Regions from separate parts of the Homo sapiens genome. Here region 2 is linked to region 1. The links are chromatin loops, found by intact Hi-C in ENCODE. Cell type or tissue: mammary epithelial cell. All regions are shown on one strand. Links, peaks and the distances in the headings refer to the core of each region. The heading gives the core; the rest is flanking DNA.

What was found. Peaks named below come from ENCODE experiments on the same cell type or tissue, not always from the same donor. Only the 100,000 strongest peaks of a DNase experiment are listed, where the experiment ranks them.
Region 2: it touches region 1 in a loop (5-fold over the local background); 2 of 110 quality-filtered maps call a loop at or near these places.

Annotation. Positions count from the first base shown.
Region 1 is chr11:124,532,658-124,543,214 of GRCh38, forward strand. It overlaps OR8B12 (olfactory receptor family 8 subfamily B member 12), which reads right to left. Exons shown (of 1, transcript NM_001005195.1): 1 at 10,065-10,557. The coding sequence ends at 10,065. It also overlaps the pseudogene LOC100421985. Among named protein-coding and RNA genes, the nearest start is that of OR8B12, 5.7 kb to the right of the region's middle. In mammary epithelial cell, for the core only: a CTCF peak has its summit at 4,095; DNase peaks (open chromatin) are centred at 4,144 and 5,574.
Region 2 is chr11:124,477,905-124,488,461 of GRCh38, forward strand. It overlaps the pseudogene OR8B9P. Among named protein-coding and RNA genes, the nearest start is that of OR8B8, 37 kb to the left of the region's middle. In mammary epithelial cell, for the core only: no CTCF peak of the experiment used is centred there; no DNase peak of the experiment used is centred there; H3K4me3 peaks cover 333 bases; H3K27ac peaks cover 511 bases.

The DNA.
Region 1 (10,557 bases), core at 1,083-9,082:
AAAGGCAAGCCCATAGGAAACATCATAATGGTGAAAAATGGAAAGGTTTCTCTCTAAGGTCTGGTACAAGGCAAGAATGCCCACCCTCACCACTTCTATTCACCATAGTATTGGAATTGCTAACTTGAGCAATTAGGCAACAAAAAGAAATAAACATCATCCAAATCAGAAAGTAATAAAATTATCTTAGTTTGCAGATGATATGATCTTATATTTGGAAAACCCTAAAACTCCACACACAAAAAACTGTTAGAGCTAATAAAAAAATTTAGTAAAGTTGCAGGATACAAAATCAACAAACATTAGCATTTCTACGCACTAACAGTGGCCTATCTAAAAAGGAAATTAAGAAAGCAATCCCACTAACAATAGTATCAAAAATAATAAAATACTTAGGAATAAACTTAAGTGAGAAAGTGAAAGACTTGCACATTGAAAACTAAAATATTGATAAATGAAGTTAAAGAAGACACAAATAAATGGAAAGACATCCATGTTTATGGATTGGAAATTTTAATAGTGTTAAAGTGTCCATACCACCCAAAGTTATCTACAAATTCAATACAATCTCTACCAAAATCCCAGTAGGATTTTTTTTATAGAAGTGGAAAAAAATCCTGAAATTCATATGGAACCAAAAGAAAAACAGAATCACACTTAAAAATGGTCAAAATGGTATATTTTCCATTGTGTTTTTACCACAATTAAAAATTTAAAAATAAAAAATAAATCTAATAAAGTATTAAATAAAATATGTTTCTACCTCTTGCTTTGACAAGCTACCTTTATAGCCCTACAAAGCCAGATTCAAATTAGAGTCCTAAGAATCTTCAAAGTTCCATGTCAGAAGGTGGCCAGGGAAAGCTGCCCTGGCTCCCAAGTGCCTGCCCATGGCCCAAAGCTTCCCTCCTCCACTTCCCACTGCCAGCTGGGTTAGGGTTAGCATTAGGGTTAGGGTTAGGGTTAGAGCCAGGAAAGAAGCTTACACAGACCCTGGAAGATGAGGAGTCTAGCCCCAAACTAGATCTATGTATGATCTTTCAGGCCTGACTGTAGGAATTACCAAGACACACAAGCAATTTCTTTGTGTGGCAGGCCTCGTGAGGAAAATCTGCCCTCCCCTCACCAGACTTGGTGCACAGCCAATGCATTGCAGTCTCCAAGAGATTTGCAGTCAAGGACTCACACCCTCTCCCAGCCCCTACCCCCCTGGCCCACAACCTTATGTATATCTGCATTCCTACCTTAGGTGCTTCCATTCAGAGACCTCCTCGATAGAGGGAGTGAGGGAAGGGGGACCTCTGCTGAGACACTGCTCAAGTGTGTCTGCCACAGGAGAGACTTGAAGACACTTTTCTTTAGTACTCAGACTTTTCCACACAGAGAACTTCCCCCTCTCACTGACCCCGATCCTTTCCCCACTCCCACCCTGTCTGGGCTGATCCACCTGACCCTTCCCAGTGCTGTGCTGTTCTGCAGGGGGAGAGGGCACCTCCTTCTTTCTCTTTTTGCCTCTTGCTTACACAATAAGCAAACTGCAATAAGTGAATAAAGGCTTCCTTGTCACTTTCAGTTTGTCTCAATGTCTTAGAAATGGGAGCATAGGCTCCAGCTAGATGCTTTCCCTTTGGTTCTGCAGACTAATTTGGAAGATGTGGTCAGTGGATGGCCAGAGCAGAGTCCAGGAAAAGGAGCCCTCTCAGCAAGGCTAAGAAGGTCCACAGATGCACTCCCTTACCGCTATTATTTGACCTGTCACTGTTTCTCTACCTCTCCTCCTACCTCCAAACTAGCTAAGCCCACAACTGAAATAAAAAGTAACATTTGTCCTTCACACTACAATTTATAAAGCACATTAACACTCAATATCAATTAATCTTACATCCTTATGACCTCATAACATTATTCCCATTTTATAGATAAGAACATTGGGGTTAAGACTTACCCAAAGGCACAAGTGAGAAATTGGCACCCCGACCCCATATCTTTTAACTATAGATTTCAAAATTCATGCTTTTTTAAACTATAGCTTTCAAAAATTCAGGCTTTTTAAACTATAAATTTCAAAATTCATGCGAAATTCTACTACTCAGCCTTGCCATGCATCTCCCAGCTTTGCAGGAGGATCTAATCTGGTCTTTAAAAAGCTTCAAAAAGTTTGGGGCGGAGGATTTTATCACTAAAAGCAGAGAGGGTATAAAAAAAACAGTCAGGGCTCAGATCTAAAACCATCATGGCAGGAAGAATAAAACACAAGGACAGCAATCTCTGTCAGGGTCTTAATGCTCCATTCTCATCTCAAAACACAAAATGAGGGCCTTTAATGCACTTAAACAAATGCTAACCAAATTCCACACCAATTACTTGGAATATATGTTCTCAAGCCCTCAATCTTCATACCACCCCACTGAAAATACTTCATTAATGAAAGGACAATAGAAAGCCACTGGGCTTTATCTGTTCAGAGATGCAGCTTGCAGCAGCCCCGGATAAAGTCTGACCCTCCTCCAGAAAACATCCACTCAAGTTATGCCTCTCTCTAATTACCAGGATGCTTGGACAAGGGCCTAGCATTTTATTTAGAGAATCATCCCTGCTCCCAGCACAAATAAATACAAGACTGCAGCTGCAGATACTGTCTACTCAGAGCCGGCTTCCTGCAGTTACCATGTTGTCACCCTATCCTAGGATCTCATCTAGCCACCTCTGCACCCCAAGCTCAGCAGGACCATGTCATTCACTCACACGGCTACAGAGAACATGCTGTCAGATGCCCTGTTGCCTGACTAGTGACCCTGTCTCAAGGGGCTAGGCCTGGATCCACCTCCCCCAACCACCCAACCAAACCAAATGGTCAAGTTTATAGCTATATCCCCCATCACCACCACTAAATGGCCATTTGCAGCTGCAACCTTCCCCTGCTGTTGAAGTCCCTGACATTTGGCCAGGAATTATCTGGTGAATTGTCTCAGAGCAGGAAAGAATCTCACCACCTTCTACTACTCTTTCCGTAGGTTTTAGAGTAAGACAGCTCAAAGTATGAATCCCTCAGTGACTAGATTTCCTAACCCTGGGCTGGGTTGAGTTACCCAACAGGCAGATCAACTGTATGCTTAGGACACCAGCACAGTGAGTGTCTTTGAAAAGCGTTTCTAAAATTTTACAATGAAAACAGCAACCACAACAGCAAAACTCTAAAGAGAAGCTACTTTAATTCCTGCAAATATGTAAGTTAAATAAAAACTTTTTTAGTTTGAATTTCCAGTGGGTGGCCTCTAAAGGTCTGAATCAGGCCATGCTTTGGCAAGTCACGTATCCAAGACCTCTGGACTCCCCTCCTCCCGGGAGACTGATTGCATCACCTAAGTGACATCATGCCTGCCACAGGATAGGTGGTGAATAATCGTCACTTCCTTTCCCTTCTTTCTCCACTTCCCTGTGTTTCTCTCTACAAACTCAAGACACGCAAACATAAGCAAACCCACATATCTGTCTTTTTAGGTTCCAACTCAGCAATTCCACAACCCCTATTAAAAAGAACGTGGGGCATGCGAGAATTAGGATTTCTGATTCTCTCCCCTGCCTGTGCTGTAGACTGAAGGCACTTCCCAGGAGCATTTCCCCAGTCTCCCCACTGCCTCGTCCTTCAGCCATAAGATGGAGACAAGGGTTGCTCTCACTCAAGACTCCTTTCCTCTTTGTAGCGTCATGCCCCCACCCTCCTCTGTTTCAGAAATCTAGGCAGAAACTCTTCTACAAGTGACAGCTGTCCTAGGAAGGCACTCTGGTGCAACAAAAACAGCCCGTTGCTGACTTGCCTGGGAGTCAAGAGGAATCTTTGGGAGACAAGAGCTGTAAGACCAGAAGCCTGAGTCAGAACACTTGGCTGAACTGGGGCAAACAGCAGGTGCTGTCCCCTGCCACACTCTGCACTACTGTGGCCCAGCAGGTACCAACCCAGAAAACAGGAGCATGGCAGGAGGCAGGGAAAAAAACTGGAAGAGTAGATACACAGATAAAAAAGTGGCCTCTAGCGACTCCTAGGTGGTGGCTCTCCAAGCTCCTCCACTTCCTCCTCTGTGCTAGCTCGGGCCTGCGTCAAAGCCACATTCCTGTCCCAGCATCTACTCTTGCAACATCCGCTCCAAGCAGACTGCCTACACAGACAGCTCCTGTGGGTTCGCCTTGGCCACTGCAACCAGGATGAGCCAGGCTGATAAAACACGGCACCCTCTGGCTTCCCACATTACAGCAAATAGAGGCTACCTCACTAAGCAGAGTGAAAGAGCAACCACCACATAACATTCTTTAATCTGTAAAACTGATATTTCTCTAATCTGGGTAAAACTGTCATAGGAGAGATGATTGGGTCCAGTGACCCAAAAACTCTGTAGTCTGTAAGCCAACTTCCAGCTCTAAATTTTAATTGATTTCTGACTTTATTTTAGAAAATGTGACCTTTTTCCCCATTATTTTTCTCCCATGAGTTTCACCCAATACCAAGAAATAGCCAAAGAAAGCATAAGAGAGAAGGAATTATTTTGTGCTTATTAAAACAAAAAACAAGTCTATTTATTAATTTTATGAATTGTTATTTCTAACCACTTAGCAGTTTGAATGTTCAGGAAAAAAAAAAATGTCCTCCCTCTAAAACAGAGAAAAATGCTGAATGAAAATGTTAATAACAAACATACTAACCCACCAATTGGCTTAGCTGGTCTAAAAATAAGAGATTTTAGAAGTAAAAAATAAAGACAGAAGCACAGCATCTAACAGTATAGATAAGGCTGGAGCCACTGTTTCCCTTGGAAGTGTCTGCCAGTCGTAGGAGGCCTGCAGCCTGGGTTTTGACACATGAGGGGCGAGAGATGAAGCCTGGAGCCCAGGCAGGATGGATGTAGAATTAGAGGCCACCTTACCTCCCCACAACCCTCATAAACCAACGCCAAAAGTATGTAAAGCCTGAGTGAATGAGCCAGAAAAGAAGTGTCCCTTCAGGGAGATGGTGAGGATACAGGCTGGTCTCAACCTTGACTCTGGATGGAAAGGGAAAACAGAGAGAAAGGAAAAGCCTCTGCTTTAAGAATTCTTTACCACACCAGCATACACAGGTGCATAGACCTGGAATTTACATTACCTCTACATGACATGTAAAACCCCAAGCCAAACATCTATTAGAAGGAAGTCCTAGATGTCATTATTTATAACTAATTAGAAGTGGGTTAAGTGCTCCAAAGGTAAGTTGAGGGTCTTACGGACTCATTAACTGGGGAAACTGAACTGACTTTCTAAGGTAAGGTACAGCCTCTCTGAAGAAGTGAAATTCAGATACCCGAAGGATAAGGAAGTGCAGTCACTATCTGGCTTCTCATTGCTTCTCTGCCTTTTGGCTAAGATCAAGAGAGATTTGGCTTCTCAGTATCAGAACCCTGTTCTCACTGGGGAATCTGCCCTTGTGTGAATCTTAGTTGAAATCTTCCCACTAGTAAGACCAGACACTAGCTCTCAGACTCCTGGAATCCACAGCCCAACCACACCACCCCATCTCAGCCAATCAGATGCTCTGCATAGGTCTTGGCTTCCAAAACAAATATTATGAAGAAACCAGGGTCATAGAGAGTTCACAAAGCAAAGACAAAGACAGTGTCTTCCAGCAACCAGCTGTGGTGGTGTATGTGATATTCCGTTGCCAGTGTAACATAATTGGACTATCCCAAGACTGTGTATGATTCTAGCCATTGGTAGAAAGGTTAAATATGACCTACACTACAAGGAAAACATTAAGAGGACAAATACTCTTTGGAAAGCATTCAAAAAGAGTCCTAGTAACCATCACCACTCAAAGTCAAGAAGAAAATGACAAAGGTTTCATTGCAGCAAGTTAGATAGTCTTGTTCCTCAAGGTGTTGAACAGACCGTTCATCACTGGCCCCATCTTGGTGAAGGACACTGTAATTTACACTAACCCATAGCTTCTGGAGATCTGAGGTACATGAATGTCCCTAATCCAAAAAAAGAAATAAACAGATTTATGGAATCTGGCTGAAGATTTGGACCACTGGGTTAATGAAAAATGTTGAAAAGAATGAAAACAAAATATGAAAATGATAACACAGCATGGTACACTGCTGGTTCTCATGAATACAAATCCACCTGCTTCTGACATAGGTACTGATTCAGGCAGCCTGAAGCGGGCCTATGTTACACAAGTTAAGGCTCATGCAACTGTGATCACAAAACAGGAATTGGTCCATGTCCCTTGATGGACCACAGCATCAGCAAATTCTATAACTTATGAACCATCTACAGAAATGAAACTTATGAAAGAGACCGGCAGGGTCATGGCCTCATAGTGATCCAAGGCCAGTGGGATAAATATGGAGTAATCACTAATGACAAAGAAGCCAGAGGAAAAGGCTGAGTGTTTGATGTCACATAGGTGATGATGTTCTTTTCTGTCACAAAGCTTATTGTCATTTGGGGAGAAATGACAGAGGAATAGAAGAAACCTATGAAGGAAAAGCTAAAGATATAAAGGTACATGGAGGTGTGGCAGTGGGTACATGGAGGTGTGGTGTGGTCATCCCAGTTAGGGTGACCAAAACACAGAGTAGAGAGAGGGTTGAAGCTCTGGCTCACCTGTCAACTTAGCGAAAATATATCTGAGAAAAGAATGACTAAACAACACATAGGTCAAGGAAGAAGAAATCACAGGGAAAATCGAAAAATATTTTGAATAGAAAAATAAGAAAGACACAACAGGAATCTCTCCTGAGAAAATAATCAGAAATCTAGATAAAAATTTTAACACATTCTTTCAGTAGGAGATTGCTTAATTTTTTAAAAAATTTTAACACAAAACTCATAGTTATGGTATTATTTATATCAATTAAATGTTGGGGAGACTGACACAGTGTTAATGTTTAGCAACAGGAAAAAGCTGAAATAAAATATGACATAGCTACATGATTAATTAAGTCCATGGAAAATTACAATTCAAAAAAATATTGATAAGGAATAAAGATCACATTATAATGATAAGTTAAACAACATTTTGTAACACAGCACATACAGGATGATCCCACTGGAAGAGACTTTCATATTCCAGACAATATTCTCCTTTCCTGTTCTCCGAATGGTGGAGTAGACCAGTTAGCTATTATTATACAACCAAACACAATCTCATTGGCATACAACAAGGAATATTTGTTTCTCATATGTCTACAAATTGATTGTGGTAGTTCGTCTTGTCTGGGCTCAGCTGGGCCGCACTGCTTGCTCTGCACAGTGAACACTGCTCCTCGTGTGTTCATATTGAGAATTAGTTGGGAGCGGCAGCATTTACCCAGGAGGGACTCTTCTCAAGGCAATGGCAGAAGCCGAAGAGGGCAAATACCATGCAAAGATATTCCAAGCTCCTGCTAACATCTCATCTACTAATATCCTATTAGCCAAAATAGTTCACCTGGCCAAGCCAACAGTCATAGGCAAGGAAAAATATACCCTACTTCTGTGAGACCATGGCAAGGGAATGGATATATAATACTACTAGATGAATGACGAATTTTGACCAATAACTCAAACTACCACATTGAGATATAGGTAATCATTTTCTTCACACATATTTCACATTCCAAATTTTCAACAATAATATATGAGTTGCTCCAAGAATCAGAAAAAGAAAAACCATGTGCCTCATTAGTTAAAATAGATAAGCACGTATAGAACTTTGTGACGGATTAAAAATACTTGCCATCCTGATATTCTTAACTATCAGAGGCTCTGACCTCACCACAATATCAACCAAATAGTGATGGGAGTGGTGCAACCACGAGATGAGGACAGAAGATCAGGGAACCAAAATGTTACCCTGTGGCTCCAGGGCTGGGGTCCACAGTGATGCATCCAGGGCCAAGTGTGCCTCTGTTCTTTCTCTCCCTCCTCAGCTGCATCCCTTCCCAGACCTCTTCTGTGATTGGCTCCTCTTCTTTTTACCCCTGCATTGTTCTCTTATCCCATCCTCTTCTAGGCTGTTTCCTTTGGAAAATGCCTTTTTATACAACTTTAAAACAAGATAGGTGGATGAATAGATAGGCAGATAGATTAGATAAATTAGATAGATATGTACATACATACACAGATACATGCATAGATAGAAAGATACATAGATAGATATGCTCGAATATGAGAAGATTCATAGGAAATCAGCAACAACTGTTGTTTTTAGGAAGGAGATTTTAGGAATGGAATGATAAGATAGGAGGAAGACATATTTTCACTGTATAACCCCCATTTATATTGTTTAGTGCTGTACCATACGCAAATATTACTTAGTCAAAATATATGACTTTTTAAATGATACTTAGAGTTCATTTTTCTCATGACTAAGCAGAGTTCCAGGAAGATGAAGTGACTTGTCTCAGCTCATGGAAAAACTCAAGGAAGTGCTGATAATTACATAAAAGAATTATTGCAGGGTGATAACTAAAATGTAGTAAGTGCCCTGCATTTAATTCTTCAAAGACCCCACGAAGTCAGAATCATTACATCACTTTCAAAAATAAAAAAATTAATATTTAGAGACATTAAGTAATTTGCCCAAAGTCACAAAATTACTAAGCAACTGAGCCAGGATACAAAACCAACTTCATCATGTGCCTCACGAATCGCTGTTTTCATCTGCTCTCTACCTCAAATAGCCTATTCACCTCACCCACCAGACGCCCACCCACAAGTCTCCTGAACTCACTTCTCTTTCCTATTCCACGCTGACTAAAGAAAAATCTTTCCCACCACACACACACACACACGTACACACACACACACTCTCAGTCTTATGACTTCAAGCCCTTCGTGTCATACCAAAGAACAAAACTACACCCTCATCTAAACTTCCCTTTTTCCCAAAGAATATTCCCAAGGAAAAGCTCAGAAATCAAAGTGTCTCCCCAGCACTTAACATGGTTAATGCTAATCCAAAGAACCTTCCTTTGCTACTAATAAATTATTTAGATCAAAGTGTATTGATCTGGCGTGTTCTATAACTATCATTATATGTTGTGGGTTTACAACCCAGTCTTGGATGAATTATCTTTTACCACATATGTTTATATGAGTGCAGTCTGCAGTACCTTAAAATTCAATGGAAATTGCCTCTTTTAATAATCAGCTGCTTAGTGCTGTTTTAATAACTAACTAGATTCTCAACATTATTTACTTCGCCTCGAAAACTTCCAGACCCTTAGTTGATTATCCTAAGCCACATATTTCTCCATCACAGCTCAAACACCCAAACTAACCCTTGAAAAAGCTCTACATTCTGATTCTTTAAGTTTTCAAATGAATGTATGATTTCTACTCAGCATCTTTATAACCCTTAATCCTATGGAAGTCCTAATTCCCTAGACTGGGTTCCTAGGGTTCCACACAACCTCAATCTTAACTCAATGTCAGTCACATTCTACAAACTTGACACAATTCTCTTCTCATTTGGTGAAGACCAACTTAAGAAAATGTTTCATCTTCTATCCTCTTGAAAAAAAATGAAATATTTAAAAATTATTTATTGAGAGGTCACATTAAATTACTATGAATAGAATTAGGTTTTAATGTGTTAAGTTTTCTTACTTTTAAAAGGATATCTGCAAGGGCAGCAATGAAGCATGAAAAAATGACATAAAGAAAAAAAAAGCAGCCTGGAATTCAAGGACCTGGATTCCATTCCCAGTTGTGGCACCAAGTAGTTGTGTGTCCTTGAGCAACATATGTATTTCTGAGTCTCCAACACATGTTAATTGAAGAGACTAGATTAAATAATGTGTAAGGCCAATTCACGATTAAATGGTCTATGATTATAGAAAAATTTGCATAAAATGAAGAAATCCTGGAATAACTAGGTGAAGCAGAGACAGGGAGAATATGTCTGCACTTAACACTCATCCAAATGTAAAGATTTAAAATTCTTTTTCTGTACAAGACAGGAAAAAAATGGAACTTGAATCTCACTGAAAACACACACTAATAAGCAAAGCATTGTATCTCCTTCCTCCAATACTAATCCTTTCTTAAGAAAAGATTTTTCTGCCCAAAGTTCTCCTCAGGGCAACTTTGACATCCTTGTTCCTCAAGCTATAGATTAATGGGTTTAACACGGGGACTATTATGGTATAGAACAGGGAGGACACTTTCCCTTGCTCGAGGGGCAGGATGGAAAGGGGTTTGAGATACATGAAAGCACCAGAACCAAAGAAAAGAGAAACTACAATTATGTGGGAACTGCAAGTACTAAAGGCTTTGGACCTGCCTTCTGTAGAACTGTTGTGTAGAATGCTGGAGAGGATGAGGGCATAAGAAATAAAGACAGTGACAATGGGCATTCCAACGTCAACAGCCACCACAATAAAGACCACCAGCTCATTCATGTAAGAGCTGTTGCAGGAGAGCTCAAGGAGAGGAAGGATGTCACACATGAAATGATTGACAAGGTTGTCAGCACAGAAGGTCAGGTTCATTATGCTTCCTGTGTGGGCCATGGCCCCAGCAAACCCCATCCCATAG
Region 2 (10,557 bases), core at 1,279-9,278, 55 kb before region 1:
AGGATGGTCTCGATCTCCTGACCTCTTGATCCGCCTATCTTGGCCTCCCAAAGTGCTGGGATTACAGGTGTGAGCCACCGTGCCCAGCAACAACACTATTTTTAAGTAGCCAAATGACTTGAACAGGCACTTCACAAATGGTGATGTCCAAATAGCTAATGAACATATAAAAAGTGCCCAACAAGGCTGGGTGTGGTGGCTCACACCTGTAATCCCAACACTTTGGGAGGCCAAGATGAGAGGATCACTTGAGCCCAGGTATTTGGTAACAGCCTGGGTAACATAGTGAGACCTCATCTCTACAAAAAATAGAAAAAGTGGCCAGGTGTGGTGGCATGTACCTATAGTTCCAGTTGCTCAGCAGGCTGAGACAGGAAGATAGCTTGAGCCCAGGAGTTCAAAGCTCCAGTGAGCCATGATCACACCATCGCACTCCAGCCTGACAACAGAGCAAGACTTTGTCTGTTAAGAAAAGGTCAGGAGTTCGAGGCCAGCCTGGCCAACATAGTGAAACCCCGTCTCTAGTAAAACTACAAAAATTAGCCAGGTGTGGTGGCAGGCTCCTGTTACCCCAGCTACTCGGGAGGCTAAGGCAGGAGAATTGCTTGAACCTGGAAGGTGAAGGTTGCTGTGAGCCGAGATCATGCCACTGCACTCCAGCCTAGGCGACAGAGCAAGACTCCGTCAAAAAAAAAAAAATCATTATTTATCAGGGAAATATCTAAAAGACTAAAGCAATACTGTACTACACACCCAACGGAGTAATTAAAATGAAAAATACTGAAAATAAGGATGAAGAGTATCCTTTTCTGGAATTTATTGATGGGAGTGCAAATCAGTTTAAATATTTTGGAAGACAATTTGATAGCATTTAGAAGCCTAAACATATGCCTACCTTGTGACCCATAAAATCTACATCTAGGTATATACCCAAACAAAAATAAGTGTATATTTCCAGCAAAATACATGTTCAAGAATGTTTATAGGCCAGGCATGGTGGCTTATGCCTGTAATCCCAGCACTTTGGGAGGCCGAAGCAGACAGATCACGAGGTCAGAAGTTGGAGGCCAGCCTGGGCAACATGGTGAAACCCTGTCTCTACTAAAAATACACAAATTGGCTGTGTGTGGTGGTGGGTGCCTGTAATCCCACCTACTTTGGAGGCTGAGGCAGGAGAATGATTTGAACCCGGGAAGTGGAGGTTGCAGTGAGCCGAGATCGTGCCATTGCACTCCAGCCTGGGCAACAGTGCGAGACTATGTCTCAAAAAAAAAAAAAAAGGAATGTTTATAACAGCTTTATTAATAACATGTAGAAATTGAAAACAAGGCAAATGTCCATAAAGAAGATATTGATAAGCAAATTGCTCTACATTCTTACAATGGAATACTAAAATAAACAGCAATAACCAAGAAAACTGTTATGGATGAATCTCACATGACTCTCTATGTTAAGTGAAACGTAAGAAAGTAAATGCACTATTTAACATTTATATGAAGTTCAAGCACGAGAAAAATGAAACTGTGATGATAAAGTAAGAATAGTGAATATTTCCAGGAAGAGCATGGGGAGTAGTAATTACTGGGAAAGGGCAGGCAGGAGTACCCTGAAATGATAAAAAATCTGCTATATTTTCATTTGGGTGGAGGTAAGTAATCATAGCCTTATAAATGTGAAAAAAAATCATCGAGCAGTTAATGTTTGTGCACTTCACTGTAAAATTTATATTTCAATTTAAGAAGGAGTAGGGTGTTTTCATTGTACTGATTCTCCACCATTCCCAGTGCACCCTCAATCCATGTGTCTTGAATTTCATCATCATTCATCTCCCTTAGCATCAAAACACAACCCTCCCCTACACTTTCATTTCCTGAATTCTATCCTCGTTAAACCAAAAGATTCCAAAGGAAGAAAGCTAAACATTAATCCGAACTTCCCCTTTTTCTAATAGAAGATAACTTTTCAAAGTTTGTAAATTAAACTATCTTCCAGACAGTTCATATGCCATGACTTCTGAAATAATTGTTACCATTACTAATGTATTCAGATCAAAAAAATTACTCTCATTCGTTATACAAAGTTGTACTTCCACTTACCCAATGCTGTGAATATATGACCTCTCCTAAGACCACCGTCCCTTCCCTTTATGCCCTATTGTTATTAATAGAAGGTCACAGATATATGCAATGTCTTAACTATATAATGGCAATTGCCTCCCCTAACAACTAGTTGGCTGCCGTGGTTCTAATGGCTCACTTATCCAGAGCTGTCTATTACTAATTTACATTATTCAGACCTTTGAGGTGAGGCTCCAAATTCTGTCTCCGTTAATCTTCAGATGAAGAATAAAGCTTGTATCTAACAAATTTAACTCCCTCAACTCTGTTTATCTCTCCCTTAGAAGGCCTTCTATTGTAAGCCTTCACTCAAGGCTCTATACCATCTCCATGGGCACCATCCTTGATTCTATAAGGAACCTAATCTACTTCTCACTCACACACCCCAAAATTCTTTAAAATTTTCTCTTATCTTTTTGTCAAGACCACATCAACCACATTTTTCACTTCCAACACTCTTGCAAAAATGTTATTCCAAAAATTAACCTTTGAAAAGTTGCATGACATCACTATGAATATAATTAGATATCTTTAAATGCAAAAAAAAAAATTTTAAATGAAATCAGTCAGGGAAACGATGGAACAAGGAAGTGTAGCTGAAGAAAAACACAGCAGATTGTATTAAAATTCAAGAGCCTGGACTCTAGTTTCAGCTCTGGCATCAGGTACATGTGTGTCCTTTGGCAGCCTACAAAATATTTTTGAGTGTGATGTATTGCATGAGGAGACTGGAGTAAATGATTTCATAAGCCTATTCAAGATTAAACCCTGTATAACAGTAGAAACTATTCTCATAAAATAACAATTGGAATAGTTGGTGTGGATAAGCAGTGCAGGGTGTAAGTGCACTTAAGAATACATTTAAAATTTTTCTCTAAGTATAGGAGAGAAAGCAGTGGCATTTGTTCCCTCACTGAAAAAAAGAAAAGAAACCCCCTGATTAACAAAGGTTTGGATTCCCTTTCTCATTCATTTTTAAGAGACTAATTTTCTGCAAAAGGTTCTCCTCAGGGCAACTTTGACATCTTTATTCCTCAGGCTGTAGATTAATGGGTTAAACATGGGCACCACAGCAGTACAAAAAATGGAGGACACTTTCCCCTGGTCCAGGGGTAGAATAGAAGGTGGTTTGAGGTACATGAAAGCACCTGACCCAAAGAAAAGCGATACCACAATTATGTGGGAACTGCAGGTACTGAAGGCTTTAGACCTGCCCTCTGTGGAACTAATGTGGAGAATGCTGGAAAGAATAAAACCATAAGAGAGAAAAATGGTGACAATCGGCACCCCAATGCCAACGGTCACAATAATAAAAACCACCAGCAAATTTATGTAAGAGCTGTTGCAGGAGAGCTCAAGGAGAGGAAGGATGTCACACATATAGTGATTGACAAGGTTGTCTCCACAAAAGGACATAAACATTATGTTTCCCATATGAGCCACAGCCCCAAAATCCCCATCCCATAGACACCCAGTAAAAGGAGCAAACACATCTGGGGAGACATGGTGACCGTGTACAACAGTGGGTTACAGATGCCCACGTAGCGGTCATACGCCATCGCTGATAGAATATAGGATTCAGAAAAGACAAAGAAACAGAAGAAAAAAAGCTGAGTCATACACCCTGCATAGGAAATGATGTTCTCTGAGACAAAGCTCATCAGCATTTTAGGGGCGAGGGTAGTGGAATAACTAAAATCTATGAAGGACAAGTTGAAGGGGAAAAAGTACATGGGGATATGCAGGCGAGAGTTGAGCCCTATCAGGATTATCAAGCCCAGGTTCCCCACCACCGTGACCGCGTAGAAACCTAGAAACAGGAAGAAGGCGGGGATCTGGAGTCCCGGCTGGTCGGTTAAGCCTGAGAGGATAAACGCTGTCACGGAGGAGGAGTTCTTGGCAGGCATTCTCCTCTAGGACTGTCTGTGAGAGAAAAAGAAAGAGTCACTCAGAAAGAGAGAAAGGCTACACACACCGGGAGGTTAATGGAAATTAAGGTAGTGGGAGGGAGAAGAAAAGAAACATTTACTGAGCACTAACTATGGGATAGGCACTGTTCTAAACGCTGTGTGGCGTTACACTCATCCCTGTCTGGGTTACCTGCACAAAGTCCCAGGGCTATAGAGTTGCCGCAGCAGGAGAGCTCTGCGGTCTGACTCCCCTGGTCTGAGCATTTTTGTGGGGGTGGGGTGGGGGGGGTGGCAGGGATAAAGACTTTATTTTCCACTGTATAATCTCAATGTTCACTTGGTTTTTAGTTGTTTTTTTTTTTTTTTAACACAAATTAACCATTTAAAACTTGTAATTAAATGATACTCAATTACAGAGGAAAATATCCACAGTGCTATAGAAAAAAAAATACCAATGGACACAGGAAATATTATCAACATGACTCATCATTAAATAAATGCAGATTGAAGGTAGGAACAATGATATGAGTTAGTGTGCGCTTCACAGGAACATCGAAATTACTCCTCTTATCTTCTCACAGTTGACACTGAGCCTTCAGTGACAAGCCGGGGCTCTGACAGCTGAGAGTGGTCTGAGCTTTCTTTTAACCACTCTGCTGTGGCACCCAGTGGCTGTGGCACCCAGTGGCTCAGACAGGCACTCACCCCCTTCAGCTTGGAGCCATGGTGCTGCTCTCTACTGCCCGTTGCCCATCTCTTTCACGGAAACCCAGTGGCCCTGCTGAAAAGAATGTGACAACTTGGAGCCCAGGCCCCTCTGCTTCTGCTTCTCCACCTTGAGAATCCTTATTCTCTTTGAGAATCTTGGTTCTCTTGCAGAGCTGAAGAAAACGATCTCTGATTGTGACTTTGCCCCAAGGCTTCTGCCCAGCTTCCAGGAATGAGACAGCAGTCTTTCCTAACACCGTGGATAACAGGCGTCTGGAGAGTTTTATTCTGGAGTACAGACCTCGGAGTGGCTACAGAGCCTCCCTCAGGGCCATTGCCAGAGACCAAGTTCCCTGAGGAAAAGGAAATGTTTGTTTACACTCTTGATCATACTTTTAATGTATGTATCATACTTTATGTATGTATCATACATACTTTAATGTATGTATCATACTTTTAACCTATTCTTTCATTTAGGTTACATCTTTTTAAGCACAAATAAGGACAAGGCTCTATGGGAAAAACCAATGCTTGCTACCTTGTATTGAGCACTTACTGTATACCAAATACTGTATCCAACCCAGCACCTTCATACAGACACCAAGAATCCAAAACCAATGTACAAATGATTTTACCTCATTTATTTCTCACAACAACCTCATAAATTAGACATGTTAATCTCCGCTTTAAAAGTGAGAAAACACACACAGCTAACAGATTCCAGAATCTTAAGTCAAACCCTGATCTGTCTAACTCCAATTTTCATGGTCTTTTCCACTGGCTGTACTACCTCCCTGTGAGTGATAATGAATTCTCTGAAGCAGGATTTTTACTTACAAAGATCTCATGAGATTCTTGATAGATAAAAACAAGCAGTCTTAAAGGATGGCTGCTATAGTTTGGATACTTGACCTTCCAAACCTCATGTTGAAATTTGATCCCCAATGATGGAGGTGGAGCCTAAGAGGAGAGTTTGAGATACAGGGGCAGTGCCACCCTAGTGGTAATGAATGAATCCTCACTCTATTAGTTCTCATATTAGCACCTCTCTTTCCTCTCGCTTCCTCCCTATTGCCATGTGATCTCTCCGTACCAGTTCCCCTGGCTTTTTGCCATGGGTGGAAGCTCCCTGAGGTCCTCACGAGAAGTAGATGCTGGCACCATGCGTCTTGAACAGCCTGCAGAACAGTAAGCCAAGTAAAAGTCTTTTCTTCATGAATTACCCAGTCTCAGGTATTCTTTCACAGCAACATATGTGGAATAAGACAAAGGTAGAAAGTGTTAGAGCCAGGAAAGGTCAAATTAGGGAGTGCTGGGCTTCACAGGAGAAGAGTCATTATTCCACTCACATCCAATATTTACCAAAATTTATACAAACTTTTCCAAGCTAAAAAAATAAAGAAATCTTCCCTGGTTTTCCTGCACTACCTGTTCATGCAAATTAAGCTTGATAATTAAAAACAAATACTAATTAGATAACTAATATCAATTTTTGTCAAGATGTGAAGGCCAGGGAAGGGACCCCACAGCTAATATGTCAGATAATGGGGACTTGAAGAAAGACGTAAACAAAAATAATATTCCTTCAGCAAATACATATCGAGCATCTACTATGTCCCAGAAACTCTTCTAAGTTCTTAGTTGGGGGAAAAAAAAAAAAGCAAATTCTTGCCCTCATGAAGTTTGCATTCAAGTGGGAGAAGACAAAAAAAAAAGATATAAATGAAAGAAAAAAAACATGTAAAATCAAAAGTGCTAGGAAAAAAAAAAAGCCAGGGAGAGGGGTAGAAAAGGAAGGGGCACAGATTTAATTTTAAATAGAGTAATCTGACATTTCAGCAATGACTCAGAAGAGATTTGAAAAGTGTTTACTTGATAAGATCAGTTACTCTTCTAAAACATTAGGCACTCATGGCTTAACCAGCAACCCTCCAAGGCATCACATTTTTATCCTGCACTGTAAATGCAATATCTTAAGCCAAATTACTGGCTCTACGGAAGAAAATTATGAAAATAGTAAGAAGATAAAGGGGCAAGAGAACTGTTGAGGATTCAGATAATCACAAGTCACACAATATTGGTTAATGACTGAGACTGGTATGAAGGCTAAAAAAGCTTTGTGTAGCAACTTGCATTTTATAGCCCTTACTATGGACTTCTATATATTAAAGATGACAGATTTCATAGCCAAGAAATAAATCTCTATATGGGGAAATTCAAGCTTCAGTTAGCAGACGGGTTATACATGTTTTTAGTCAGAGTTAAAGGCTACAGTCCTCTTGGAGAAGCTATGAAATCATAACACAAAGGCAGAAGTCTTCTTCCAGGCAAGTCCACTGCACACAGGCCAGATGTGCACATGTATGAGTGAAGACTTGCTCACCCTCAGCTCAGTCTCAGGAATGATAATGTCTCATTGGTCAATGTACACTTGGAACTGTCCACGTCCCAGAGTAGTTCTAATGAATCCCAATCCTTGCTCTCAATCCCATTATGCACACTTAAGAAATAGAGAAAAACAATTCATTATCAAAAAATTAATAATAATAAAAATTAAAATTAAAATAATGCAAGTTGCTACACAAAGCTTTTTTAGCCTTCATACCAGTCTCAGTCATTAACCAACATTGTGTGACTTGTGATTATCTGAATCCTCAACAAGGTCTCTCGCCCCTTTATCTTCTTACTATTTTCATAATTCTCTTCCTTAGAGCCAATAATTTGGCTTAAGATATTGGGTCTTGAGACCCAAAGGGCAAAGAGGACCTTAGGGGTTCATTTAACATTTACTTTCCTTTAGAAGATTTAGAGGGTTCTTGTATTCCTGATGCCACACCAGGAAAGTTCTTCTGAGGTTTTTGTCACTTCAGAGATGGTTTCCATGGGAACTTCATTTCAAATGCATCAGCGTTTTATTTCAAATGAACCAGGGTTTCTTCAAACCATTTTCACTGTTGATTTACTCCAATATAAGCACAGAGAAGCATAGAAATAAATATTCTTGCTTAATTTACTTTTGATGCAGAACTGTCCGTTTTTCCAAAGCTTGAATCTCTGTATAATGGATTCTTTGTTCTATTTATTGCTAACATTAACATTATTAAAATATATATGAGACATGGATTATAACATACTCATGTGGTAAGCATATGTACAATGTGCTTTGTGTATATGGCACATGCATTAACCTTCAAGTGTCTTGTAGACCGTCAAACAGCACAAGGGTGGTGGTAAAGGCAGTATCCTTCACTCCACATAAAAGAAATGTAGGAATAAGCCACAATTTCAACAAAAAACACATGAAAGCCTGTCCAGAGAGAAAAGATGGCAGCTGAAATGTCTGCATATGAAATGATTTCAGTTAGGATCTAAGGATGGGCACAAAATTAGACGTATCTACCAGAAGTCATGTGGTTTGCAATTATACTTAATGGTATATTAGTCTTCAATATGTGTGTGTGGCATATTAAAATGCTAATAAAGGATGCAAAAGAAATCGTTGACTTCCTAAAGAGATTTACAGTCTAATAGAGTCATCTCCCATTCTGTCTCTTTATCCTCCTTACCCACTCAATGTTTCAAAATTCCCAGTGACCAGTTCTCAATCATCTCTGCCTCTTGCTTCTTAAATGTTTGGTCATCTCATCTCATGACTTTGAAAACATTCTCTACATGGTTAGTACCTAAATTTGCTCTTACCTTTCTGTTAATTCCCTGTCCTGTGTATATGGCCTCTCTAGCAGAATGTTCCAGTATCATGCTCGTTGTCACCCTGAACTCAACAAGTACAAAGATTAACATATCACCTTTGTCCCCAAAATAGACATCTGTCTAACCTTCCCAGTTTTATTGGAGAGGAAGTAGAGTGTCGTATTAATATGGTGTTACTAGTCCTGGTTTGTTTGGGATCCTCCACTTTTAGATCTATTGTCCCAGAAAAATTACTAGTAACAATCCTTTTCACTATGAAATCTATTCCACTTAGGTCACAAATTGCATGATTTCTGTGTGCGTTCAGAGCATAAACTTTAGGATCTAACCAACTTCTATGATTACTTGCTCTGCTGCTTACTAGGTGTGTGACATTGAAAATGTTTAACCTCTTCTGAGCTTTAAATTACTTATCTTAAAATGGGGATAATAATCATAAATGTTGCACTTTCTAGTATGTAGAACATGCAACACAGAAGGTATTAAAAAGTATTAGGTTGCTATTATTATGTTCAAATCTATGCCCGTGGATGAAAGGAATATTTTAAACTGCCATGGTACACAGGATCAGCTAAAACAGAGAGAGACTTAAGGCAGGAAGATCAGTTAAGGTGGTTCCACAAGCAGTAGAAATAGTAAAGCAAAAACAGAATCAAGTGATGACATCATGAAGAAACAGGATTTAATATCTCTATGGTTTGGAGAAGGACAGAAAGGAAAAAAAGCACAAGTGAAACCTGACCAAAATTTTAAGATGAGGGAAGTTTGAGTAGGATGGCAGAAAATGAACAAATAAGGAATGAGGAAGATAAGAAGCTAAATTTCAGTCTACATGACAAAATGCTGCTCGAACCCTTCAAAAGGAATGATAAGTTTTTAAAAAAACAGCAATGAAGGAGGGAGAAAAGGAGTCAAAATACAAATTAGGGAATCAGCTAAACATAGGTGAACCCAAAAGAATGATGAATTTTTCCAAGCAGAAATATTTAAAGACAGAATAGTCAAGGATTAAGAACTAAGCCCTTCCAAAAATACCCACAGTTAGAAAACGGGAGAAGGAAATTGACCAATGGGAATGTCAGAAAAACCAAGTGGAACAACTGAGAGCAAGATTTAGAAACAAACAGACCTGGAGTCAAATTCCAACTCCATAGCTGTATGAATTTGGAAAATTTATTTAACATCATGGAGACATAGCGTTTCTATCTGAAAACCAGATATAGTAATAACATGCTTGCAGATGTGCATAAGGTATAAAATTTGAGTTTTGTGAATATTCTTTTAGTATTTCTTGAATTTATGGAATTTACAGAGGCCAAAAAAAGAGAATTTCAAGAGTGAGCATAACTAATATTTCTGTGCATTCAAGAGGATAAAAAAGAACTGAAAATGACTTTAAGTAACTTGTACCCTTGCAGTCTAATTTTCTTCTTCCATATCACTATTTATCTACACTTTGACCTTAAATGTTTGGAACAATTCATCATTGAAGCCATCTTGGCTTGAAATTTCTTTTGTAAAGCACTTTAAGAACAAACTGTATTTTTTAATCCATTAAGAAGTGTTCATTTGCTGTGCAGAAGCTCTTTAGTTTAATTAGATCCCATTTGTCAATTTTGGCTTTTGTTGCCATTGCTTTTGGTGTTTTAGACATGAAGTCCTTGCCCATGCCTATGTCCTGAATGGTAATGCCTAGGTTTTCTTCTAGGGTTTTTAGGGTTTTAGGTCTAATGTTTAAGTCTTTAATCCATCTTGAATTGATTTTTGTATAAGGTGTAAGGAAGGGATCCAGTTTCAGCTTTTTACATATGGCTAGCCAGTTTTCCCAGCACCATTTATTAAATAGGGAATCCTTTCCCCATTGCTTGTTTTTCTCAGGTTTGTCAAAGATCAGATAGTTGTAGATATGCAGCGTTATTTCTGAGGGCTGTGTTCTGTTCCATTGATCTATATCTCTGTTTTGATACCAGTACCATGCTGTTTTGGTTACTGTAGTCTTGTAGTATAGTTTGAAGTCAGGTAGTGTGATGCCTCTAGCTTTGTTCTTTTGGCTTAGGATTGACTTGGCAATACGGGCTCTTTTTCGGTTCCATATGAACTTTAAAGTAGTT